Regions from separate parts of the Homo sapiens genome. Here region 1 is linked to region 2. Evidence: read pairs that join two places in POLR2A ChIA-PET (ENCODE). Cell type or tissue: B cell. All regions are shown on one strand. Each heading gives the region's core, and the rest is flanking DNA. Links, peaks and the distances in the headings are about the cores only.

The links. Peaks named below come from ENCODE experiments on the same cell type or tissue, not always from the same donor. Only the 100,000 strongest peaks of a DNase experiment are listed, where the experiment ranks them.
Region 1: POLR2A ChIA-PET joins it to region 2 with 5 read pairs; 4 of 35 experiments call an interaction of 5 or more read pairs at or near these places.

Annotation. Positions count from the first base shown.
Region 1 is chr9:129,419,474-129,435,425 of GRCh38, forward strand. No RefSeq gene overlaps it. Among named protein-coding and RNA genes, the nearest start is that of LINC00963, 61 kb to the right of the region's middle. RefSeq lists an enhancer at 3,012-3,542. In B cell, for the core only: no CTCF peak of the experiment used is centred there; no DNase peak of the experiment used is centred there.
Region 2 is chr9:129,350,189-129,360,921 of GRCh38, forward strand. No RefSeq gene overlaps it. Among named protein-coding and RNA genes, the nearest start is that of LINC01503, 19 kb to the left of the region's middle. RefSeq lists enhancers at 2,112-2,913, 2,914-3,713, 8,043-8,578. In B cell, for the core only: no CTCF peak of the experiment used is centred there; a DNase peak (open chromatin) is centred at 1,783; H3K4me3 peaks cover 574 bases; H3K27me3 peaks cover 2,749 bases.

The DNA.
Region 1 (15,952 bases), core at 5,465-9,464, 75 kb after region 2:
CTCAAAAAACAAAACAAAAAAAAAGTTTATTATTGTGATCTGTGCCATGTGTTGGGCCCTGAGCCAAGTGCTGGGAAGATACTAGATAAGACTGGACCCTACCGTGCAGGGAGGGCAGTGAACAGGTGTCACCTTGATTGCCAGCTCCTCAGTTGATAGAGGCTGTGTTGAGGATTCTGAGACTACATCTGGGCTTACAGGAAGAGAGTGCTGTGATCAATTAGTAATGTCTGCCATGGACACAGGGAGAGGAGTCTATAGTAACGCATTTCCTGGCCTTAACACTAAAAATAGGCAGGATTTCAGACAGGAGACCCTTGTGACTGTGGTTGCCTGACACATGACCGGGGACAGCAAGTCATTGAGCTACTGCCTGCCTCATTTTACCTGTTTGCAAGGCAGAGATGCCGACATGGGACTCATTGCATTTTTAGGAGCTAGAGCTGGACAGGCCAGCCTTCCTGTTTTAACCCAGGCTGCTCTGTACTGGAGTGAGGATCAAGTGTGAGATGCCTCTATATGGAAACACATAGCGCTCAGCAGATGCCTGGTGGGCAGCTGACCAGGAGCTGGAGCTGCGGTGAGAGCACAGGAGAGCTGGGCTTCCAGCTGCTCTGCCGTTGGCCCTGCTTGGGCCTCAGCTTCTCCATATGCTCAGTGGGTGCTTGGAGGGTGGAAGTGTTGTGGGGCCTCTGGAATCCACAGTCTTGTGATACCTGCAATGCTGAGACCTTGGATGGGGGGAGCAGAATGAAAGCGGGGCCCTGGAGGGGAGATGGTGGGAAGGAATGATCCAGTACCCCATATGGAAGCTAGGTGGGCAGAGGGAGCCGGGAGGATGTGGGAAAGGGTGAAGAGAGGCCACCGCTGCTGGATCTTCCCAAGGGCTGTCCAGCTCCGTCAGGGGGCGCTTCCCTGTGCACCCCACATCCCAGGTGCTATCCCCAAGCAAGGAAGGGAGGGAAGAGGGTGGGCAATGTGGGGGCCCCAGAGAGTGTTGGAGGGGCTGAGACCCTGACAGGTGGGCACCTGGGTTCTGAAGAGGCCATGGCAGCAGTGACCCCTGGCCGCAAGGCTTGAACCCAGGAGCAGCACGGGCTGGGGTAGAAGACGCAGGCCAAGCCCCAGTCCTCAGGGAGGAGCATGGCAGACCAGGGCAGCTCCCGGGGAGGCCAAAGTAACCCTCAGACCCTGAAAACAGACTGGCCACGTCTCCCAGGTGGACGCAGTGGGTTCTCCACGAGCGTGACTTGGGGATTTAGGGCACTGAGACTGTGCTACCCACCCTCCTTAAAAATCCCTCGTGGCTCCCAGTTGCCCTGAAGGGGAATCCCAAACTCTTCAGAGGCAGTACATGCTGGTGGTTGAGAGTTGGGAGCCTGAGTCCAAGTTCCAGCCTGGCCACTATCGGCTGTGTGACCACCGGCAACTCACCTAACCTCTCTGGGCCTCACCGGCTCATTGGAGGATGTGGTGAGAGAATGACTGAGATGAGCTTAGCACAGTGCTGGCCACACCGTCACTGTTCAATGCCAGGTGGCTGTGCTTACCACCACTGCTGGCTGTAACTGGCGGAGCATGGCACAGAAGGTCCTGGCCACCTGAACCGCAGTCGGCCTCTCCTTTCTCATCGGCTCCAGCGCCACCCGCCGATGCCGCCCCAACACCAAGCTGCTCTCTGTTCCCTCAACACTCCCTGGTCTTTCTGTGTCACTGGGCCTTTGCTCCTGCTGTGCCCCCGCCAGGAATGCCCTTTCCCCTCCAGGCTACTTCCAGACTCTGTCGGTTGTCAGTTTTCGAGTGCCCTGGGAACCCCCTCACCCACAAGGGTGACTCAGTGCCCTGCGTGCACCCAGAGCTTGGTGTGTGGCATCGGGTCTGTCTCCCGTCTGATTCTGCGACTTCTCAGGCGCGCATGTCATGGCCTATTCATTTTCTTGTCCTCGGTGCCCAGCGCCGCGCCTGTCACACGGTGGGTGCTCCGTAGAGTGGGCTGAAGGATGGAAGCAATCAATCCCCAACACGGTGGGCGTGCTCAGCTCAGGGACGGCAGATCGCTCTCCACTCCGGCTCTGTGTTCTCCTTCCTTAGCCTCAAGGAGAAACGGAACGCCGCAGCACCTCTCCGAGGATGCCGGCGGGAGACGCTTCGCTTCGATGAAATGCTCGGCCTCGGAGTTGGCGCTTTGCGTGAGGGATGGGGACATGGAGGCCCCACGAAGGATCAGCAAGGCCCCAGTGACCCCTTCCTCTCCTCGCCCCTCCCCTGCCTCTTATTCCTGCCCTGAGCAGGCATTGAGCTCCTGGGATTGGGCGAGGAAGGGAGAGCAAGGGGCAGGGGGTGGGTGGACAGCAGGTGCCCAGTCCTACAGGCGCTGCTGGGGTCAGGATGCCACTCTCACCACCCTGGGAGCTGTCTTCAGCACAGGGGCAGCTGTGGTGGGGGTAGTGTGCTCCATGACCAGCCCTGGCCAGGCCCTTGTCCCCACTGCTCTCCCTGGCTACCAGACCTCTCACTGTGAGGCAGCCAGGTCTCCCCGTCCTGGCAGAGGGAAGGCTGTTGCTCCCATCTGGCTCTGCTCCTGGCCATCTGCCCTCTGACCCCACCTGCCCCAGGCTGAGGTCCCCTGCAGGATGCTCGAGTTAAACAGAGTCCGAGGGAGTAGTGAGTCCAGCCCTCCCATTTGGCAGATGACAAAACTGAGGCCCAGGAAGGCAAAGAGACTTGTCAGAGGTCACACCAGGAACCCAGCATTCTGTCTATGGCTTGATGTCCTTCCAGAACAGGAGAAGACCTTGGCTTTGACCTTGAAGAAATAGCAAAACTTGGACCTTGAAGACAGGCGATTGCTATGACTAATTTGTGGCCAGGTGGTGTGACCTTGGGTATGTTACCTAACCTCGCTGAGCCGCATGGTGCTGGTGAGGATTCGGTGAGATGACAACTGGTCAGGTCCTGGCAGGACTCCTGGCACATCCCTGACTCTCAATCAACAGGAGCTTTTGATATGGTTAGGAAGCAGGTAAGCCTCACCTTGAACAAATCCAACTGATGACGTTTGCTTTTATGCAGACATAGCAGTTCCCCCGACCTTTGTGCTGCTGTGGGAGGACAATGTGTGATGGAGAAGGGCCTGCTGCAGGTTTCTCTGGGTATAGTCAGGCAGGACCAGGCGTACATCCTGCTCTGCCCCCAGAAGCTGTGATTCAAGAGAGGGGCTTGGTGTCTCTGGGCCTCATCTTGCCCAACTGCAAAATGGGAGCAATGGCACCTCCCTTTGCAGGCTGCTGTGCCCCTCAGTGAGATAACTTCGGGGTGCAGAGCCTGGTGAGCGCAGGCCTTACAGAAGTCCATCTTCCTCACCAACTAAGGACCCAGTTCCGGAGAAAGTGCTTGCCTGTGGTTGTGAGGTAAGCTAGGCAGACCTGTTCTCAGGGCCTGGGTTTCCTGGGGAGGGATGGGTTCTCAGAGCTCCTGGGCTGAGTGAGTGGAGTCCCCGCAGGAACAGGAAGCTCCGCCCGCCTGCAGCCCTGTCCACAGCTGGTCATCCCTTCCTCCCGACCTTGCTAGAAGCTCGGGACCCACCGGGCCCTCCCGGCTGCTGCTGGGTGCCACGTGGCTGCCCTTTGCCGAGGAGGGGGTGGGGCGGGGGGTGTACATTTTCCAGGCGATGTTTTCCTAGCAGCTCTGAAAATTAATTGGCCTTTAATGTGGCATAGTATTTATTTTAATTAGCAGGAAATTGACCAATTTCTTAATAAGGGGCTTTGTGGAGGCTCTGTATTTGGGGCTGGCGGTGTGTGTGGTGGGGGAGGCGGTGATCAGACAAGAATGACACCCACAGCTCAAGAGGGGATTTTCAGGCACCACAGATGAGGTGGACAGAGTGATGAGACAGAGGGGAAGGGACTGGAGAAACATCAGGGGGCAGTGGGAGAAGAGGGCTCTGAGTCAGGGGACCTGCAGAGGGCCGGGGGACACGGCCACAGGCCTCCGTGGGATCTGACTTCCTGATCTCTGCCTTTGACCTTGGCCTGTTGGGGTCAAATCCCTGATCCCTGTGTCATGACTGTGCCTCCTCCCTCTAGCAACACGCCTTTCCCATTGGAGGAATTAACAGAGCAAATCAGTACCTGTGCAGGATTTCCTAAAGGCCTCTTTTCTTTATTCTTTTCTTTTCTCTTCTCTTTTTCCTTTTCTTTTCTTTTTTTTTCTTTTTTCTTGAGATGGAGTCTTGCTCTGTTGCCCAGGCTAGGGTGCAGTGGTGTGATCTCGGCTCACTGCAACCTCTGCCTCCCAGGTTCAAGTGATTCTCCTGCCTCAGCCTCCTGAGTAGCTGAGACTACAGGCGTGAGCCACCATGCCCGGCTAATTTTTTAGTATTTTTTGTAGAGATGGGGTCTTACTACGTTACCCAGGCTGGTCTCGAACTCCTGGGCTCAAGCGATCTGCCCACCTCAGCCTCCTAAAGTGCCTGGATTACAGGAGTGAGCCACTGTGCCTGGCAGGCTGTATGTTTTCATTCTGACTCCATCATTCGTTCATTCACTCACTCACTCATTCAACAAACAAACAATGGGCACCTACCCACCACGGGCCAGGCCTGCCTGGGCTCTGGGGTTCGATTATGAGTGCACAGACACACTGCCAGCCCTTGGAAGACTCACAGTCCAGGCAGAGAGGCAGACAGTGAAGACAGTGAAACATTGAGCTGGTTCATTGTCATTGCCCTCAGACCCTGAAGGAGAAGTACAGGATGTGTGCGAGAGTGGAACAGGGCCCTGGGCTCCACCCGAGACTCAGGGCAGCCTCCCCTGAGACCACTATGTTTAAGGCCGACCTGAAGGATGAGTAGGGTTATCTGTGAGGCTCCAGCAAAACACAGCATCTCTCTGGGCCTCAGTTTCCCCATTGGTAAAATGGCATCACTCATCACAGCACACGTGCTTAGGGGACCTTGGTGATTCTGCCAGGTCTAAGAAAAGCAACAGGGGCTGCTCGGGAGGCTGAGATGGGAGGATCGCTTGAGCCCGGGAGGCAGAGGTTGCAGTGAGCCGAGATTGCACCACTGCACTCCAGCCTGGGTGACAGAGTGAAACCCAGGCTCAAAACAAAACACAACAAAAACACACAGCCTTGTGACTCTAGTCAAGATCTCCCGCCACCCCCAACCTTGGAGTGTCTTTATGATTTTACGGACCTTTATTGGGGCGGGTCCTGATGGGGAAATTACCCCCCGACGCCAACAACCTATAGCCCTCAGGGGACCTTCCTCACCCCCACTCATTTCCTAAGGGTCTGACCCAGGAGCCTGGGTGCACACAGGGCTCATTCAAGTGAAGAGAAGAAGGGCGCTTACTCCTCTCCCACCCTGGACCCTAAAGGGAGTGAGGCCCAGGGACCTCTCTGCAGCTCCAGCCTCCGGTAACCAGGGGAGAGTGGGCTGCCTGTGGTCCTCAGGCCTGGGGGCCTCATGGAGCCTGTCCAGAATTCTCCAAAGACCTGCCTCAGCCACTGACCGGGGGAAGAAAGCATGGCTGCCCACCTCCAGCTGGCCAACGGCCTGCCAAGCCTCCTGGTCCAGCGACAGCAGGAGAGCTCCTCGGCCCTCTGCCTGGACTCAGGCCCACCATGTTCCTACCACGTTTATTTATTTGAAACTGTTTCTACAATGCTTTATCTGTGCCAGGCACCATTCTAAGTGCTTTAAGATATTTATCCTCTTTATGAAGTAAGTACTATTATGTCCTCATTTTACAGATGAGGAAACTGAGGCACAGAGAGGGCAAGGGACCAGCCCACTTCCCCGCAGGCTTTTGCTGCTGACTTTTGGGGATTTAATTCTCAGCCTTCTTAGGTGTGTTCTGCCTCCCACTCAGCAGGCTCCATCCAGCCCCTGGGCCTTTGCTCACAGGGGTTCCCTCTGCCCAGACACCAGTGAGGTGGATGCTGCCTGCGTAGGAGCTGGCACATAGATGGTGGCATGGTAGATAGCGAAAGGACAAGGACCCTGGGACCGGCCATGCCTGGGATCTGCTGCAGGCAGCTGTGGGATCCGGGATAAGTGGCTTCATGTCTCTGTAGCCGCCCTTCTTCTGGAAAGTGGAGGTAAAACTTTATTCAAAAGACTGTCACAGGAATTGAACACGTGAACCTGTATAAAGTGCCAGACGCAGTGGCCGGCATGCAACTGTTCATTAATGAACATAAGAGTCTCTGCTCTTTAGAGCCAGATATGGTGACCCACACCTGTAATCCAGGCTACTCAGAAGGCTGAGGCAGGAGGATCCCTTGAGGCCTGGAGTTGGAGACCAGCTTGGGCAACATACAGAGACCCTATCTCTAAAAAAAATAAAATAAAATAGATTTTCTGCTTTTTCTCCCTAGCCTGTCCTCTTGCCCATCAAAGCCCAGCTCATCCCAGAAGACTTTGCCCCCTTTCCATGCAAAGTCCCCAGTTACAGGTGTCCCCAGAGCACCTTCTGTCTGTTTCACTCAGCTTGGTACCTGATCATATCCACACTGGCCCCTGGCCCCTGGGAACCCAGGCAGCTGGGAGCCCAGGCCAGAGGAAGGCAGAACCTGTGCTGGGGTTAGAGCCAGGGTTCTGGGCCCAGTAGCTTTGTTAGACAGATATTTATTGAGCACCTACTGTGTGCCAGGCAGAGTGAAGGAGGTAGCCCCAAGAAGCCTCTGTTGGGTGGGAGAGCCCAGTGAGTGAGCTGGCCACCCTGCCTGAGCGGCTGTGCAGGGTGGATGGGTCCAGCTGGTGCATGCGGGACAGAGTGGCCTCTCTGCTGAGGTTGGAGGTGGGAACAGGAGCTGGTGGCTGAAGGGTAGTGTGATGAGCCTGGGTACGTCACGGACTTTGGGACGGAGGGTGAGACGAGTGTGGTCTTCAGGAAAGAGCCGGCCGTGGGATGTGGTCCTCGTGGGGACCCTGAGAGAACTGCATCGAGGGACAAGCCTGAAGGGTGGGACCCATGTCCTTGCTCACTCCACAGGTGCAGAGAGTTCCAGCAAGGTGATAGACGCTGACAAGGGTGAGCAAAAGAGATCTGCCAGGGCCAGGCTCGGCGGCTCATGCCTATAATCCCAGCACTTTGGGAGGCGGAGGTGGGAGGATCACTTGAGCCCAGGAGTTCAAGACCAGCCTGGGCGACATGGTGAGACCTCATCTCAAAAAAAAGAAAAAATTTTTTTGAGGCAGAGTCTCGCTCTGTCGCTGAGGCTGGAGTGCAGTGGCATGATCTCGGTTCACTGCAACCTCTGTCTCCTGGGTTCATGTGATTCTCCTGCCTCAGCCGTCCAAGTAGATGGAATTAAGAGTGTGCACAACCAAACCTGGCTAATTTTTTTGTATTTTTAGTAGAGACGGAGTTTTGCCATATTGGTCGGGCTGGTCTAAAACTCCTGACCTCAGGTGATCTGCCCACCTTGGCCTCCCTGCAAAATTTTTTAAAAATGAGCCAGGCATGGTGTCACATACCTGTAATCCCAGCTACTAAGGAGGCTGAGGTGGGAGGATCACTTGAGTCCAGGAGGTAGAGGTTGCGGTGAGCCATGATCACACCACTGCACTCTAGCCTGGGCAACAGAATGAGACCCTGTCTCAAAAAAAAAAAGAGATCTGTCCTTTCAAATGATGTTCTGGTGGGAGATGGAGGGGAGCTAACATCAACTAAGTAACCAAATAAACAAACAAGATCATTGCTGAGTGTGAAGAATGGATGAAGCCAATGACCCCAGCGTAGGTGGGGAGACAGAGCTGGAAGCTGCAGTCAGATGCTGGGACTTTCTCCTCAGGTGGGTGGGAGTGGGAGCCACGGAGGGCTCTGAAGCAGGGGCGTGGTGAGACTGGCGGGCGGCGGGGGGGTTAGATGACACCTCTACTGCTGCATGGGGAACTGGAGTAGGAGGAAAGGCTGGGAGCTGAGGGAGCATCTGAACAAGACATGGTGGCTGGGGTCAGGCTGGGGGGGGTGGCGGTCATGGGGATCTGGAGAAGAGCGGGTTTGAAAGCTGTCTTAGAGGTCAAGGGACAGGAGTTGATGACGATGGTGAAGGCTGTGAAAGGTGAGGAAGAGGAAGAGATGAAGTCGAAATTTGCTTTCTAGACAGGACCTTGGGGTGACAATGGTGCCATTTGCCTGTGTGGGGAGGTTGAGGAGCTCAGCTTTCAGCCTGCCCAGTGTCCGGCGCCTGGGATGGTCTTAGCAGGAAGGCCCTGCAGCCACCGGTGGCCACAGCATCTGAGAACCCTCGGAGAGGTTGAGCCTGCCTTTGGGGCAGAACGGAGACACGACCTACAGCCATGGGTACCAGCTGCCTGAAGGCCTCATCTGATTCTGCATTTCCCAAAGCAGGGCTCGGGACATCCTTCCCTCTTAGTATTCTTGACTCATCCCGGAGCATCTGCAATGCCGAACATTCTAGAATCTTGAGGACTTTTCCTGCAGCTTTGAGAAGCCCCTCAACGTCGCTGCCCTTGCCTCACACATTGCTCCCGTTGTGATCCGTGGATCACAGGCTCCGATTGCGAAGGGGAGAGTCTATTTCTCAGGGGAGGAATGGACCCCTGGTTGGCTCAGCTCCATGTCCTCAGCTTTGGAAATCACCGTCGCTGTTGTCTCCTGCATGTTGGCTTCTCGGGAACGCCCCCACTCCTGGTCCTGTTGGAAGTGATGCTTGGGGTTGAGACTGTGGGGTCCTGAGCTGTGATCCCCACAGGCATAGCTTTGGGTGGGGAAGTCCCTGGGGCTCCCTTCTTCTCTTTGAGGACCCTCCCCCTCAGTGAGGGGCTCTATGTCTATTTTGTTCCTACCACTGGGGGCTCAGCAGAGACCCAGCTGGGCTCTGCCGCTGGGCCTTGCAGACTGATGGAGAAAGGGGCGTGTGTGTGTGTGTGTGTGTGTGTGTGTGTGTGTGTGGTGTGTGTGGTGTGGGGTGTGTGTGTGTGAGAGAGAGAGAGAGAGAGAGAGAGGAGAGAGAGAGGGAGAGCGCCCGCCTGAAACCTAATTGTCCGCTGTCTAATCCATCAGCCGGAGGACAGCTTGCCGGCCCCTCCCCGGCGGGCTGATAAATGCCGTCCAAGGCCCCCTGCGCCAGAGCTGCCTTAATTGGTATCAGGACGTGTCTGGACTCCGTCCACCAGGCCCCTGCCTTCATCCCCTTCTGCCACCTCCTCCTCCACCCCATTGGCCTCTAGCCCCTGGCAGGGCTCACCTGCCGCCCACCCCTGGGGAAGGTGCAGCAGCTGAGGCCACAGCCCCAGGGAGATGGTGTGACACCAACAACGACAGCTCCGTTTATGTGGGACCTACTGCTTGCCCAGCTATGCTGAAGAGCCCTCTGCCCACCCTCCCCCGTCCTCACAAAGCCCTGTGAGGTGGGGGAACCACCCTCCTTCCCCTTCCACCCATGCAGGAGGTGGCTCCTGAGCCCTCCACATTCCTGGCCCCAGGCTGGGTGCTGGGCATGCACAGGGACCAGGACAGATTCAGGGCCCACCTTTGCAGGGCGCTCCTCTATGACTGGCAGGAAGGGGCTCATTCCTAAATGGCCTGCTAGGGTTTAAGGGTGAGTGAGTGTTGACCCCTTGCCCATTTGGGGAAGTTCAGAGAAGTTTGGCAACCTGCCTAAGGTCACACAGCTAGAAAAGAAGGGAGAGCAAGCTGGCCTCTGAAACAACCACAACTGCTTTTCAATGCCAGCTGTGTCCAAATCACTCGAAGTGTGAGTTAGAAACCCAGGGACCCCTCTGGAATTCTGCTTTTGGGTCTGAGTGCCCCAGGGACCTGTGCGGGAATCACATTCTCTCCAGGTGAGCAGGCCACTCAGGAACCCTGTTGAGTCTCCACTGATGGATAGTGGAAAATCAGGAAGGGGCTGAGTGGAGAGGGAATGGGATGACATTTCTTTCTTTCATTCATTCATTCATTCATTCATTCATCCATCCATCCATCCATTCAGCAATTGCCTTGTGCTGGGCTTTGCTCTGGATGCTGGCAGGACTGGCTACGCGATTTGCCGGGCCCTGTGTAAAAGGAAAATTCGGGGCGGTAAAATTACAATTATTGAGAATTTCAAGATGGTGACGACAGAACAGTCAGCCATGTACGGGGCCCTGGGTGACTGTGGAAGTGGCTCTACCACAGAGCCAGCCCCGCTGCCGGGGAGACCCTGCAGGGAGACAGCCAAACCAACGCGCCTGAGAGCCCCGATCCTCGTCTGGTCCCCATCCCCTAACTGGAATTCTGCAATTAACAAAAAGTCTGAAAAACCGAAGTCCTTTTGTTAAGATGGTGGTAAATTCATCTGGAGGCAAAACCTGACCTCAGCTGACAGGAAGCTATTTATAGTTTTATTTATTCCCCTTGATGTGAACATTTGTACATTTCACTGCAGAGCTATTAACATGTTTGATTATGGGGACTGCCCCAGCCCTGCTTAAGGTGTTACCTAATCTATGCTATAGGTATCGTTTTACACCTCTACACGGAACACACTGAGTCCCTAATGCCTCTGGCTCAGAGGCTTAGGAGAAGAAATCTGGACCCACATAGGACCTATACCAATATCTTGTATGGAATGATCACTGCGTACCTGTTTTTTTTTTTTTTTCTGTATCATCCAAAAAATGCATGGGGCAGGGTGAGGGTCTGTCAATGACCCCCATACCTGGTCTGCCTGCCTCTTGGGTGGTGGAGACCTGCTTTGTGCTAGCAAGGGGACTCCTGAGAGGGCTGCGGGGGTGTCCCTCTCAGGGTCCACTGGGATCTTTTATTTAGTATTAAGGAGATTGGGGGAGGTATGAGGCCAAGCAAGAGAACAGCTTTCTTTCTTTTTTTGAGAAGGAGTCTCGCTCTGTCACCCAGGTAGGAGTGCAGTGGCGCGATCTCGGCTCACCGCAAGCTCCGCCTCCCAGATTCACGCCATTCTCCTGCCTCAATCTCCCGAGCAGCTGGGACCACAGGGGCCCACCACTATGCCCGGCTAATTTTTTTGTATTTTTAGTAGAGATGGAGTTTCACCGTGTTAGCCAGGATGCTCTCGATCTTCTGACCTCATGATCCGCCCGCCTCGGCCTCCCATAAGTGCTGGGATTACAGGCATGAGCCACCGCGCACAGCCAGATAGCAGCTTTCTTAAAAAGAGAAAAGAAGATGGCTTTATTGATTACAAATACATATATGTTTATTGCACAAAAATTAACATAAAAGGGGAAAGTAACAATAACCTCTCCAAAGTACCTACTGATGATGTTTTTGTGGCTACCCTTCCAGATTTTTCTAGATATATGACCGACTTTTTGAAGGTGGGCAGACAGTTCCCAGGGTTTTGCAACCTGCTTTTTTTCTCCTTTGCGGAACAATACATTGCAACCATCTTCCCATGTCTAGGTCGTCATTTCTCAGGAGGACCTGAACGTCCGTGGTAAACACGTCCCATAACCAGCTCGAACAACCCCCCTTGTTGGACACTGTTTGATTCAGCTTCTTATGAATACGCAGTCCCCGAGATGGCATCCTTGTGCACAGGCCTGAGTCTTTCCTTGGGTCAGGTCTATAGATGTGGAGCCCTGGGTCCCACGCGGGGGGTACGGCTGTCACCCTGAAGATACCGCAGATCGCTGACGTCACATTCGCCATCCCGCCCCCAGCAGCGCCGGTGGGCCCCTCTCACCCAAATAACCATTCTGTATCCTTAGGAAGAGGGGCCTGTCCCAGCCAGGCAGGGGATCATGCCAGAGCAGCCCCTCTGCAGCTGTGGGGGAGGCGGGGAAGCCAGCCAGAGTACCATGTGGACAGCGCAGGCATCAGGGACCCTTCAGCCACCTTGGAGTGGCTCCCTTCCCTCTGCCTCCAATTGCTCCCAACCCACAGTTCCTGGCCCCATGGCAGCCCCTTGGCTGCCGCCCCCAGCTGGGCCTGAGCCACCTTGCCTGGCACTCTGGCTCTCTCTTCTCAGATGGGGATATAGGCTGGACTCCAGGCCCCATCACACCCTAATCACTTGAGCTTTCTCCTGATTTGCATGTCCTTAAAGCGCCTTGATTAATACTCCTTCCTCAGCTCGCCCAGCTCCAGCCACGAAGGCTCTGATTGCAAAGTGGCCTCAACTCCTTTAAAAATAAAATAAATCCTCCCTAATGCAACCAGAGCCCATGCTTCCCTGAACGTTAAGAGATCTGGAGGCATCTCCCAGGAGCCTCATCAGCTTGGGAACACTGGAAACTTCTGGAAGGAATCAGGTCATTTCTCTACCTGGCAGGCCAGAGGCCGTTCTCGGCACTCTTTATTGGCTGCTCACCCTTCGGGCTGAACCTGAAACATCATGGCGGTCATTGGAAGTAGACACCGTCTTCTCCCTTCCAGAAAATAAACTGAGCCTCAGAGAGGGCAGGCTGCTTGCTCAAGGTCACCCAGTCAGGCCGTTTTCAGCTCAGCTGGTGTTTGAATTCAGCACTGTCTGATGCCAGCCAGACCTTTAACTGCCACTCTTCACTGTCTTGTTAAAAGCAGGCTGGGCCTGGAGCTGGGGCTAGGGATGAGGATGAGGCTGGAAAAAGCAGACACATTTAATGAGGTGGCTATGACATCCAGCCCTAGACATCCCTGAAGTGGATGAAGCCGGCCTCACCCTGAAGAAGAGCATCCAGGAGCCCCTCTGCTGTTCCCCAGCTGTATGATCTTGATATCTGTATGTTCTTGATATCTGGGCATGGGGTGAGGCAGGGGTACTGGGTCCCGCTATAACCGCTACAGGACCTTTTCGGCATGATGCACGGTGCAGTGGGCGCACCCCACAGTTGTACCCCGCATTTCCCGCTCACGGCTCTAACCCTCAGCTGCATTCCAGTCTGTATCACCAGAGCCCAAAATGCAGCCTGGGGACTCTGGTTGCTCTCCCCTGCTTGGAAACCCTCTGTGGGGGTCTCTGTGGGGGCAGGATGGCTCCCAGGGTGGCAGGGCACAGAGACTTCGTTAAGCTCTCTGCCCTCCCATCCTCCTCGCCTCCAAGCAACTCCCTTCCTGGCCTGCCGCGGCTCTTCCTGCTTCTCATTAGGGCAGAGTTGCTGGGAGCTGCAAGGTTTAAAATGCTGTGAGTGTAGCACAGTGTTCACCTTTCATCTCCCCAGTTGAGCAGTTTCCCAAGTACTGCTTCTACCATTCCTCTCTCCAGCTTCCTCCTCCCCATCGCTGGGTCTTCGGGGCCTGTTGCAAGGCCCCTGGGATGGCCTGGACTTTCCTATGAGTTCCTGTTGTCCCTGGCCATCTCTGAGCTTGTTGGGCTGACTGTCCAGCTGAGCTGAGCGTTGCTGTTCCTGGCAGGGACCTGCCAAGCCACTGGGCCTTGGAGCAGGTGTGCACCCACGGTCCACTGGACAGAGCCTGGCACACCCTCGCTGGCCTCCAGAACACAGCGTGCTCAGGGGCCATACCGCCTGGGGAGCTGTAACACACTGTTCCAGCTCCTCTGGGGACACCTTAGCAGGTGGGGCAGGGACAGCAGGAGGCACAGAGAGCCTGGGAACATTCTCCCAGTGCCAGGCCCTTGGGACCCAAAGTGCAGGCATCTGGAACCATGCTCGCCTGCCCCTGGGCCATCCACCCCCACTGCCGTTGATGCTGGCTCCTGGCAGGGGCTGCCTCTCCTCCCTATTTTCTGGGCTACCAGCTGGGCCTGGGTGCATGAGACCTGAAGGATTCTTGGGCATACTCCCAGGGACCTTTGCAACTCCCAGAGAAAATTGGGGGACTGATAACAACCATGCCAAGTTTTTATTACAAAAACAAAATGAAAACCACACACATTAAAAATCTCACCATCCGAACGGATCATTTGAGGTCAGGAGTTCGAGACCAGCCTGGCCAACCTGGTGAAACCCTGTCTCTACTAAAAATATAAAAATTAGCCGGGTGTGGTAGCGGGTGCCTGTAATCCCAGCTACTCGGGAGGCTGAGGCAGGAGAATCGCCTGAATCCTAGAGGCAGAGGTTGCAGTGAGCCGAGATTGGGCCACTGCACTCCAGCCTGGGTGACAGAATGAGGGGGATCACTTGAGCCCAGGAGTTTGAGATCCACCAGGGTAACATAGTGAGACCCATTTCTACAAAAAATAAAATTATTTGGGCATGCTGGCACACGTCAATAGTCCCAGCTACTCAGGAGGCTGAAGTGGGAGGATCGCTTGAGCCCAGGAAGTCGAGGCTGCAGTGAGCAGTGATCACACCAGTGCACTGTAGCCTGGTCAACAGAACAAGACCCTGTCTCAAAAAAGGAAAAAAAAAAATTCTCATCATCAACTATCCCATCATTTCATGAAATAAATTTCATTTTAAAGCCCAAAAAGTATGAAGGACATAATCTTAGAATAAAGGAAAATCCTCCCCCAAAAAGCACATCTGGTGACCACCACACACCGTGTCGCATGCTGGAGGCCTGAGAAAGCTTTGCCACAGCCAAGCACCAGGCACTGAGTCCTAATGGAGCACTTGGGATCATCTGTCCCAGGGTCACTGTAGCCATCAGTGCCTGGCAAACACTTTATGCAAAACAATGGATTTTCACCCATGTCCAAACTGTGGTCTGTAGGGTCTGGGATCCTCCCTCAGGCCCCAAGATGGATGAATCTGCCAGAATTTGCATTAGTCTACAGACAACAGAAAACTCCACCAAGCATGGTTTAAACAAATGAAAAGTTTCTTTCTGTGTGTGGAATGTGTTGAGGGAGGTGGTCTGGGGTTGTGGCAGCCTTGATACAAGAGTTCCCAAAGATCCAGGTATCCTTGGCTTCCTCCTTGCCACCTTGGTGTCTGGCTTTTGTCCTCATAGTCATAAGATGCCTGCTCCACCTCCAGCCATCACGTCCACATTCCAGGCAAGTATATTTTTCTTGGAATCTTTGCCTTTTAATTCAGGAAGGGAAACTATCCTCGGGATCATCTGCCTTCATCTCATTGGCCAGAGCTGGGTCCCATGCTCACCACCAGCTGCAAAGGAAGCTGGGAAATTGAGTATTTTAATTTTCTGCATTCTATGATAGAAGAAGGCCAGTGGGAAGGGGGCTGGAATGCATGTTTGAGAGACTGCACAGTTTACTGGAAAGTCTCAGCTGTGTTCTAATGGTGGCAACCTTCAGAGTCCGTGGCATCTCCCACCCACCCCAGCATCTCCCAGCTGTCCATCATGGGCTGATTCATTTCATCCCACCCTCAAGTCTGTGTGTGGAATCACGGGCTCCCATGACTTACTGTGGTCTTCAGTGCTCAGTTACTTAAGCAGGAATAGGGGGAGCCTGGTTCAGCCCCCAAGCCTGGGCTCCTTCATCTCTCTGGACTAGGCCTGATTTCAGTGATAACAGTGTTGCTTCCCACCTGTCGTTGGGTTTCTGGATCCAAAAGCACCCGGTTTCGAAGTCTGTCTTCAAAGGAAGACCCCCAGATAGAGTTGCCGGATAAAATAGAGGACACCCAATTAAATGTGAGTTTCAGATACACCATGAATGAGTTTGTGCTGTAAGTATTTGCATGGGACATATCGTACTTCAACTAAAATGTCACTGGTTGTTTATTAGAAATGCACATTTAACTGGGTGTCCTGTTTTTTTGTTTTGTTTTGTTTTGGTTTTGGTTTTTTTTTTTTTTTTGGAGATGGAGTCTCCCGCTGTCACCCAGGCTGGAGTGCAGTGGCGCCATCTCAGCTCATTGTAACCTCTGCCTCCCGGGTTCAAGTGATTCTCCTGCCTCAGCATCCCGAGTGGCTGGGATTACAGGTGCGTGCCACCACGCCCAGCTAATTTTTCTATTTTTAGTAGAGATGAGGTTTCACCGTGTCAGCCAGGATGGGCTTGATCTCTTAACTTCGTGATCCGCCCGCCTCGGCCTCCCAGAGTGCTGGGATTGCAGGTGTGAGCCACTGCGCCTGGCCTGGGTGTCCTGTATTTTTAT
Region 2 (10,733 bases), core at 1-4,000:
TTCCTCACTGCTCTGGCTTAGAAGAAAGACGCGTCTCGTCTCGGGTGCTTCTGAGGGTCCTGCAGGGCCTGAGGTTGCTAAGCCAGGCGGCCCACCTTTCCCCCTTCCCATAAGACATGAAGACGCCCCTCCGTGTGGCACAGGGCAGAGCTGGCCAGAGCCCTGCTCAGTGTGTCTGGCCACTTGACCTGGGACAAGCCCTCCTTCTGAGCCTCTGCTGTATGGGGCAACCGTAGGGCCCTGGTTCGGAGCCCGGTGTGGGGAGGATAGGAGGAGCTGTCAGGCCCCATGCACTGCCCCTGGTGCCAGTCAGTACCTGATCAGTGGTGCTTGCCATTCTTTTTTCTTTTTTTTTTTTTGAGACAGGGCCTCCCTCTGTCACCCAGGCTGGTGTGCAGTGGCACAATCTCAGCTCACTCTGTAGCCTCGACCTCCTGGGCTCAAGCGATCCTATGTACAGGGCGTGGCAGTTTGCAGGGGCCAGGATCCTGGTCCTTGGTCAAGGCGAGGGAGGCCTCACCGGGCCCAGTTTGCAGATAAGGAAACTGAGGCTCCTTGAAGGCAGGCCACAGACTGCTAGTGGGTGTGGCCCCTTGACCTGACAGGCTATGACTAGGGAAGGGGCACGCTTTCCCCCGCTCCTCGCCCCAGTTTTAGGAACCCCCGCGGCATCCTTGTATATATATATATGTATATACGTATATTTCTTCCTCAGCTCCTCCTTTGTGTCTGAGGCGCTGTGGGGACTGTCAGAGGGGCCTGGAAACCTCCCAAACTCTGGCAAAGATGCCCAAACAGAGCAAGTTTGGCCCTAGAGAGCAGGGAACCAATCCCGGCCCCATCCCACAGAGGGGGAAACCGAGACTCAGCCAGCTGAGGGGCTAGTCCAGGCCCCCTAGGAAGCCGAGGTGGCCTCAGCCTCCAGGCCAGGGCTTCCTAGGACTGCAGTCCTCTCCTGCCCCTCTTCAGCCCCGCCTTCCCCGCAACCCCAGCATCCCCTGTCCTCTGGAGGAAGATTTCCGTGGTCCCGGTTGGGGGTGCCAAACTGCCAGCGACAACAGCGTTTTTTAAATCCTAGAGTCGCTGACTCGTGTGATTATTCTTATTTAAGGCAGGGAAGGTACTGGGAGTGGGGAGCCGGTCACCTCTGGGTGGGGGGCACCTCCGGGTGAGGGCGGCCCCTCCTGTCTGCCTTGTGCCCAGCTCCAACCTGGGGAGGGGGAGGAGAGGGGAAGCAGGAGGAGGAAAGGGGGGGAGGGGGATGGGAGAGGATGAATTAGGAGGATGGAGAAGGGGGAGGAAAAGGAAGGGGGAAGAGGGGGCAGAAGAGGGCGGAAGAGGAAGGGAAGAGGGGGCTGGGGTAAGGGGAGAAGAGGGTAGGAGGGGAGAAGGGGCAGGAGGAGAGGATTAGGGAGGGAGATGAGAGGGGAAGAGGAGGCTAGGGAGGGCGTGGGGTGGAGGGGGTGAGGAAAGGGCTAGGGGAGGAGGATGGGGAGGAAGATGAGGGGAGCACAGAAAAGAACCCCCCCGCCCCCGCCTTGGTGGCTCCCTAAGCAGATAGGAGATACATAATTTACTACGGAAATGCAAAAAGAATTGGGAAACTCTCAATTTATAAATATTTATTTTTACAAGTTCGCCCCTCCCGGCTCCCCCTTGCTGGCCCTGGTCTTTTCTCTCTGGGGCCCTCGGGGCGCAGGTCCCTCCTCTCCGGCTCCCACTCTGGCCCCTCTTCCCCTCCCCGCCTTCCTTCTGCAGTCCCTTCCCCCTCGGGCGGTCTCTGTCTCCCCCAGGTCCTCTCCTTCCTCTCTCCCGCCTGTGTCTCTCCCCCTAGTGCGTCTCTGTCTCTGTCTCTCTTTGTGGCGGGACGGGGGCGATTTTTGAGTCTCCCCCGCCGTGGGTTTCTGTCTCTCTGGCTGTCTCCCCCATCTCTCCATCTGCGTCCTCCCACTTGCCCCGCGCCCCCCGTCTCTCACACCCGAGGACCCCAGCTCCCGCCAGAGGGTCCGGGGGCGGCAAGAGCCCCCGTAGGCTCCCGGGGGATGGGGGGAGGGGTCGTTTCCCTGGCAACAGCCGGTCGGCGGGGCGGGGCGGGAATTGGGTTGAGCCCCGCCCCTGCCCCGCCCCCTCGCCCTGGCCGCGGGTTGGGGGCGCCTGGGTGAGGCTTCCGAAGCACGTGGACCGGGCCGTGGGGGCGGGAGGGGGCTCCCTGGGAGGCCGGCCCGGAGGAGGGGCGGGCAGGTAATCAGCCAATCAGTTAATCAATCGGCGGGTCAATCCATCAATCACAGGCCCCCAGAGCGGCTGGGGTTGAGCGCTCAGGGTGTGGAAAGAGCTGAGTTCTAATCCCTGCTCGGCCTCTTCCTGGCCGTGTGGCCCCCAAGCCCGGAAGCCCCTGCACAGCGCCGAGCCTCGGGGTCCCCTCTGCGCAGTGGGGCTGTGGCAGCACCTGCCTGCGGGGCTGACAGTCCTTCCTGGTGGCCTGGTAGTCCCTGTCCACCCCTCCACCTCACGGATGGGAAACGGGAGCTGCTGAGAGGGGAAGTGGCCGGTGGGCACAGAAGGGATGGAGCGGGGAGGGGCACCAGCCATTTCACAAGCTCGGCTGCATCTGCTGGCCCAGGCCGTTTTTTTTTTGTGAGCGGGGCCTGCGCTGTCCCCATCCTTGGCAGCACCTAGCTCAGTGCCCGACCTGCACAGGTCCTGGCTTCAGGTGGGAGAACCCGAAATGCCCTTTTGATCGCTCCTCCCGGTCCCTCTCCCCTCCTGGGGTGGGGAACTGAGTCCGGGAGAGGCCAGATGGATGCAGGGTTGCTTGGCTAGACCCGTGCCGGCCCCTCCTCTTAAGCCATCCCTAGGCCTGACACATGAGCTGGGGTGGGGCGGTTGTTTGTTAGTGAAGGAGGAGGCCTCAGGCAGCGTCTGCAGGGTCAGCAGCTGGAAGGGTCTCTAGATGCTTCCTGCAACTCAAAGCCAGTTGTTTGTAACCAACACGCAGGTCTGCTCAGCCTTCTAACCAGCACCTCTCCCAGCCCTGTCCCTCCCTCCCTCCCAAGCGGGCTGGGGGCTGGAGTGGAGGCTGATGAAGGGGCTGGTGGGAGGGCCCTCTCCAGGAGGGACTGGGGAGTCACAGGGAAGGTGGCTATTTATAATTTCAGCAGCCCCTTTAAGCCCGGGCTCCAGGCCTGCTGCCAGGCCGGTTCTGTTTGAAGCTCCCAGCTCTAATCCTGCTGCAGTCCTGCTCTCAAATCCAGATCCTTTGGCTGCCTCCCATGCAGGGAACAAGCCCGGCCTGCGGAGCTCTCCCAAGGCTGGGGACAGCTGCAGGGCTACTCCCTCACTGTCCCCAGCCTCCTATGCTGGGCAAGCACATCACACACACACACACACACACACACACACACACACACACACACACACATTTCCCTGTGCTACAAACAACAAATTCATCCTTTTTTATTTTTTTGTAGAGACAGGGGTCTCACTATGTTGCCCAGGCTGGTCTCAAACTCCTGGCCTCAAGCCATCCTACTGCCTTGGCCTCCCAGAGTGCTGGGATTGCAGGCATGAGCCAATGTGCCCGGCCTACAAACGTGCTTTTCATAGACTGGCATTTCATGTCTGTGGCCTGTGGGCCCCAATCCCAAGGCCTGCCCTGCCCTCTGCGGGAAGGATGTTTTCAGAACTTTGTGGCCCTCCCCAAAGGTTCTAGGTTCTATGCCCCACCTCCTTAGAGCCCCAGGGCCCCCAAGTGTGTTCAGAACCCGAACCAGCCTAGGAACTGACAGGAAGAAAGAGTGGAAGTTGTGGTGGGGAGGGGTTGTCGGGTCTTGAAGGAGGGGAGTTGGTTCAGATGCCCAGGGCAGCCCTGTCCCGTCGGGTCCGCCCAGCGGCCTCTGCCCATTCCCATGCTGGGCTCTGTGCCCGGGCTCTCCGTGTCTTACCTGCCCCTGGTGGACGTGTTCTTACTCCCATTTTACAGATGGGGAAGGTGAGGCTGGGAGTATAGGTAACACACCCAAGGTCCCCCAGCTAGTGAGAAGAAGGGTGGGGTTTGAGCCAAACTCTCTGGGGCTCTATGGGTCAGGCTGTCCCCCACTTCTGCACTGGCAGTGTGGGTACTTGGCAACATCCTGCCAGCTTTTCCCTGCTGCTGGTCTGGGGCTTCCACAAGGCCTTCTGGGTGGCAGGGTGGCTTGCGTCTCTGTGTGGCACACTATGGTGTCCAGTCCACATCCCTGGCTGACCGCATGTACTGGGGAGAAAGGAAAGAATAGAGACGCAGGGGAGGCCCCTCGGTCCAGCTGCACTGTTGGTAACGAGGGTCTCAGAGCAGACCCAGAGATCAGGCTGTGGAGCATCTCAGGCAGCTCTAGGGGAAGGGAAGGCATAGAAAAGACTAGAGGGGTCAGTGAGGACCAGGCCCCGAGACTCAGGGAGCCCCATGTCAGACCAGGCACCAGGAAGGGAGTTGAGGCCAGGGATTCTGCTCCAGAACTAGCTGTGTGACCTTAGGTAAGGCCCTTTACCTCTCTGGGCCTCAGTAAAAATAAAGAGGCTGGCCAGGTAAGTGGCTCATGCCTGTAATCTCAGCACTTTGGGAGGCCAAGGCGGGTAGACCACCTGAGGTCGGGAGTTCGAGACCAGCCTGACCAACATGGAGAAAACCCGTCTTTACTAAAAATACAAAAATTAGCCGGGCATGTGGTGGGCACCTGTAATCCCAGCTACTCAGGAGAATCGCTTGAACATGGGAGGCAGGGGTTGTGGTGAGACGAGATCGTGCCATTGCACTCCAGTCTGGGCAACAAGAGTGAAACTCCGTCTCAAAATAAATACATAAATACAGTGGCTCAGTTCTTTAATTTCTGAGAAGGCTTCCAAGTGGAACAGTTCAGAATTCTCTGAATGTTTTATTTTCCACCGAACTTCTCTTGAGCACCAGCAATGTCACAAATGCTGTGCTTAGGTGCAGCGAGCGGGAAGCTACAGGAGACCCCCCCACTCTCGGGGGGATGCGCACTGGGTCCTGGGGGAGCTGAAGTGCAAACGACCCACTGCCTGCACCAGGCCATGTGCTGCTGGAGGCATAGAGCAGCTAATATTGGCTGCCATCTACTCCGCACCTGCTGTATGCTTTATCCTGTTATTGAATCTGCACAACAACCTCATGCAGTAGTTACCATTATTCTTCCCATTTTACAGATTAGGAAACTGAAACCCAAAGAACTAAATGCCTGTCTGAATTCTTTCTCGCTCTGTTGCCCAGGTTGGAGTGCCATGGTGTGGTCATAGCCCACTGAAGCCTCAAACCTCTGGGCTGAAGCCATCCTTCCGCCTCAGCCTCCCAAGTAGCTGGGACCATAGGTGCATGGCACTGTGCCTGGCACTGTCTGAATGCATACAGCTGGTAAGTGTGAACCCAGGCAGATCCCAAATGGTAGCTGTCTTGACGGTTGTTAGAAAAGGGCTTCAAAGTGGAGACTTTCTATGATCTTCCCTTCCCAAGTGGAAAGGGAGGCAGAAGGATGCTCCAGGCGCACCCCAAACAGCAGTTATCTGCTGCCATGTGACAAGCCACCCCAAACACAGTGGCTCAAAATAATCATGTATTGGACTCTCTTATGATTCTGGGGTTGACTGGGCTCAGCAAGGCGGTTCATGCTTGGACTCTCTCCTGCAGGTGCAGTCAGAGAATAGCAGGAGCTGGAGTCATCTAAAGGCTCCACTGGGCTGGGTGCCCAAAACAGCCTCATCGTGGGGCTCATATTCTCTCCTAGTGTATCCCAGATTTCTTATATTACAGCTCAGGGCTCCAAGAGGCAGGAGGCCTCTGTCCCGTGTCACTTCCACAATCCTCCACTGATCAAAGCGGTCATGTAGCCTACTCAGATTGAAGGCAAGGGGCATAGACCCTACCTCTTAATGATGGGGGTATCGAGGAATTTGTAGCCACGTTTAATCCACCACAGATGCTAATACATATTTCATGGCAAAAATGGAGGTTCATGATTAAATACATTGCGGGAAAGGCAGGATTAAACAAAAGTGTTCTTTCCTGCAGGGCTTCTCAGAGCGTTTGCAGATGTGGACAGTTGGTCTCCAGCCTAGGAAAGGAGTTTGCACAATTTCCCAAACGGATTTTATGAACTGATTTTGGTTTGGCTGCTAGGAGGTCCTATCTGCAGTGGGGGCTGCTGGACCTGGGAGGCTGGGGTGCTGAGGCTCCTCTGCACACTCCACTTTGGGTGACATTGTTCTAGAACCTCCAGGTCCAGCTTCCAGAGGACCATGAGTGGGTATGATAAGGTTTGAAGTGGGGCCGGGCATGGTGGCTCACGCCTGTAACCCCAGCACTTTGGGAGGCCGAGGCGGGCAGACTGCCTGAGCTTAGAAGTTCAAGACCAGCCTGGGCAACACAGTGAAATCCCGTCTCTACTAAAATACAAAAAATTAGCTGGGCATGGTCACGTGCTCCTGTAGTCCCAGCTACTTGGGAGGGTGAGGCAGGAGAATTGCTTGAATCCGGGAGGTAGAGGTTGCAGTGAGCCGAGATCATGCCACTGCACTCCAGCCTGGGCGACAGAGCAAGACTCCATCTCAAAAAAAGAAAAGAAAAGAAAACGAAAGAAAAAAGATAAGGTATGAAGTGGAGTTCATCTCCGGCGGCTCCCACCTTCCCAGGCATCAGGGTGTGTAGGGGAACTGGCCAGATCTGCCAGCCAGGGCCACCTTCCCAAGCAGGCAGGGTCAGGTGGCACCACTTCAGGTGACCAGAGCTTCTGACCGCGTAGCCCTCTCTCTTCTTCCCTGCTGGCCCTGAGAAAAGGGCTTCCGCCCTCCAGCCTCCTGGCACTCCCTTCTGTCTGGGCAGAGTGGGAGGTGGATGGGGGCAGGAGCAGGGGCCTTGCTGCCTGACTGTGTGACCACGCCCCAGTGCCCGCCCCAGGAGAGTCTTGGTTTCCCACTCACTCCCATGGGGATGGTGAAGACACCTCTCACCAGTTGAGCGTGAGAACACTTTGCAAGAGAGTAGCTGGTCTTTCCCGGACATCTACTGGGTAGGCAGGCCCTGTGCCCAGCACATTCCAAGCACTGCTCATGTCATCCTCTCTGGGTCTCAGCATCCTCATCTGTAAAATGGGATGCCAATAGCACCTACTGCATAACATTCAATGAGGAGCAAACCGGGTAATGGGAGTGGAATTAGGAGACAGAGACCCAAGCCCACTCAGCCTAAAGGTCTCAGCCACAAAGGTCTGTGCGCACCCTGGTCCTGGCTCCTGGCTGAGCGGGACCCAGTGTGCAGTGCTGCGGTTGTTGGCCATGTCTGCTGCGTGTGGCTGAGTCCGGGCACAGTGTATGCCCATGTGCCACTGTGCAGGGCAGGCTGTCTGCGTGTGGCCCTTCCCCAGCGAGCAGGGCAGCACTGCCTGTGAATGCCACAGTTTGGTTTGTGCCCCCACCCCCTGTGGGGCCCTTCCCCCTCCGTCTCCCCACTGGCACCATCCCCCAGGAGGCCATGTCCCCAGGCTTGACGTCTCCGAACAGAGGCAGGCAGGGGAGAGCTGGTTACCTGAGAGCAATAATCAGGAAGGACCCTGCCACCACCCTCCTCCCCAGCCTGGACCAGTGACGCAGCCCTGGGAACAGTCTCTGAGGCTTTCAGATGGATCCCACACCAGCTGTGTGTCCTTGGGCATGTGACACCAGGCCTGTTTCCCCCTCTGAAAATGGCCCCTGTGATGTTTCTGCCTCTCAGGGCTGGAAGGAGGATTCCGGGATGTGCTGTCTCCACCGCTGCCTTGTGGTGCAGCTCCAGCAGCCTCCACCCATCTGGGATTCCAGCCAGAGCCCTGGGGTGGGGGGACGGGGTTGCAGACACAGTGGCAGGGCCCAGGTGGGAGCACCAAGCTTCCAGGTGAGAGGGCTGAGGCTGGGCGTGGTCAATCCAGGGCACCTGCAGAGTAGGGGTCCTTGGGCTGGTTTTCTTTTCTTTTTTTTTGAGACAGAGTCTCGCTTTGTTGCCCAGGCTGGAGTGCAGTGGCAGGTTCTCAGCTCACTGCACCCTCCGCCTCCTGGGTTCAAGCGATTCTCCTGCCTCAACCTCCCGAGTAGCTGGGATAACAGGCACGCACCACCACACCCAGCTAATTTTTGTACTTTTAATAGAGACAGGGTTTCACCTTGTTGGTCAGGCTGGTCTTGAACTTCTGACCTCAAGTGATCCACCTGCCTCAGGCTCCCAAAGTGCTGAGATTACAGATGTGAGCCACTGAGCCCGGCCCTTGGGCTGGTTTTCTAAACCAGCCCCCCAGCACTGCCCACAAACATCCCCACAGAGCCAGGGCGCCCCTGAGTTCCACCTTCCATCCTGGGAATTGTCGCCCATAGGTGGCCACAGCCATCCTGCTTCCTCTACCTCTTTCCCCTCCCACACCCTGCAGCCACTCGTCTTCCACAAGAAAGGGTACATCTGCCCACTTCTCCCAGTGCAGGACCCCCCCGCTGCTCTTCCCTCCCCTGCCTGGAGTGCTGCTCCAGACTCTTCCCAGGCCCGGGCTGCAGCATGGCTCTTGACGGCCGTACCCCACACAGGGGCTGTGGGTGTGATGAAGTGTCTCCCCCAGCTCACGGCCCTGCAGGGGCGTAAGTCCCCCTTACAGAGTCAGCTCTATCCCTCGACTCTGAAGGCTGCAGGGGCACGGTTCCTGCCCACTCCTGCAGGCTCACACCTCTCCACCCCCACCTCTGCTCCAGCCAGAGGAAGTGACTTTCCAGGCCTCTGGGCCCTTGCACATGCTGTCCCTGCTGCCTGAAATGCTCCCCGTTGTCATCAGATCAGCTGTTCATTCTTTAGGACTCAGCCTGGGCTTCCCCTCCTCCAGAGAGCTCCCGACCCCTCCCAAATTCTCCCATAAGTCCCAAGGCTCTGTCACCAGGCTCTTGATACGTGTCTGTCACCCCCATGAGACTGTCCAGGAGGGGTCCGTGTCTAGTTTGTCTCTAATCCTCTAGCTTGGCCCAAGGCCTGGTTGGGAGGTGGGTCTCCAGTGTGGAAGGATGGCCCAGTCCCCTCATCCCGCACCTGTGCCTCGGCCATGCCTCCCCAGGTGCCTTCACCTCCCCACCCGCCTTTCTCTGCAGCGTAGCATCGTGGTAAGAACACCCGCCCTGACATCACACAGACCTGCATCCACGTCCCAGCTGAGCCTCAGTTCTCACATCTGCAAAATGGGGAGAACAACAGCAGCAGCGTCCTGAGGCTGGGGTGAGGACCGAGTGAAAAACCTTTGTCGCATCTTTGGGCATCGCAGGAGTTCAATAAATGTTAGCTATCGTTGTCACTTTGTATTATCCAGCCCAGTCTGGCCCGTTGTAATCACCTCCTGACCTGTGTCTGGGAGCTCACAGCTCCAAGCAGCAATTCCACAGCTGGAATCATTTCACTGTCACAGAACACTCCATGGCTCCCCATTGTCTTCCCCAGGACATAAACACTCCAACTAATTTTCTTTTTTTTTTTTTCTTTTTTTTTTTCAAGACGGGGACTTGCTCTGTCACTGAGGCTGGAGTGCAATGGCATGATCTTGGCTCACTGCAACCTCCACCTCTTGGGTTCAAGCGATTCTCCTGCCTCAGCCTCCCGAGTAGCTGGGATTACAGGCGTCCGCCACCACACCCAGCTAATTCTTTGTATTTTTAGTAGACATGGGGTTTCACCATGTTGGCCAGGCTGGTCTCAAACTCCTGACCTCGTGATCCACCCGCCATGGCCTCCCAAAGTGCTAGGATTACAGGCGTGAGCCACTGTGCCCAGCCACTCCAGCTAATTTTCAAAGCTCTTCATCACCTGTCTTTCTGGATTTTCTGGAGAGGCCACTTTGACTGGTGGCCAAACAAAAGTCCCTCAAAGAGAAAGGGGTTTCCTTGTGGCTGGTACAGACACCCCCGCCAGTAGGCCCCTCACCTCCACCCCTGCTCCTCCACCACCCACCCCTCCCCCACTGGAGGCTGGGCCGCCTGGGCAGGCCACTCACCTCCCAGAGCTTCTAGTTCCTTCAGCCGCAAAGTGGCACTAATCCCAGTCCTTCTGGTGATGCTCCCCGACTGTTAGGGATCTGTGGGGTGTGGGGGTCTGAGTGGGACCATGCCGGGTCCAGAGGGCTTAGCTTGGCGTCAGGCACACAAGGGCTGCAGGAGGCCGCCCCAGCCCCATGGCCGCCCCGTCTAGCCCACAGCCCTCCACACAGGCTCTGGAGCAAAGCCAGAATCCACCCTGCTCATCTCTCAGAATTCCCCTGCCTTTTCAAGCTGAATATTACCCTGATTGTGTTGTAGGGAAAGGAAGAGAACATTTGTTCTTTAAAAAAACAAAAACAAAAAAAAACCATTTTCTTCATTTACAAAAGTAATACATGTTAATTGTGGATAATTTTGAAATTAAGATAAACCAAAGAGAAAATTTTAAATGATCTATAATTCATCACCCATCTATCACCACGTTGAGCATTTGAGCTTCTAGCACCTAGATTTTTATTTTTTATTTTTTTATTTTTTGAGACAGAGTCCCGCTCTGTCGCCCAGGCTGGAGTGCAGTAGCGTGATCTCAGCTCACTGCAACCTCCACCTCCTGGGTTCAAGCAATTCTCCTGCCTCAGCCTTCCAAGTAGCTGGGATTACAGGTGCACGCTGCCACGCCCAGCTAAGTTTTGTATTTTTAGTAGAGACGG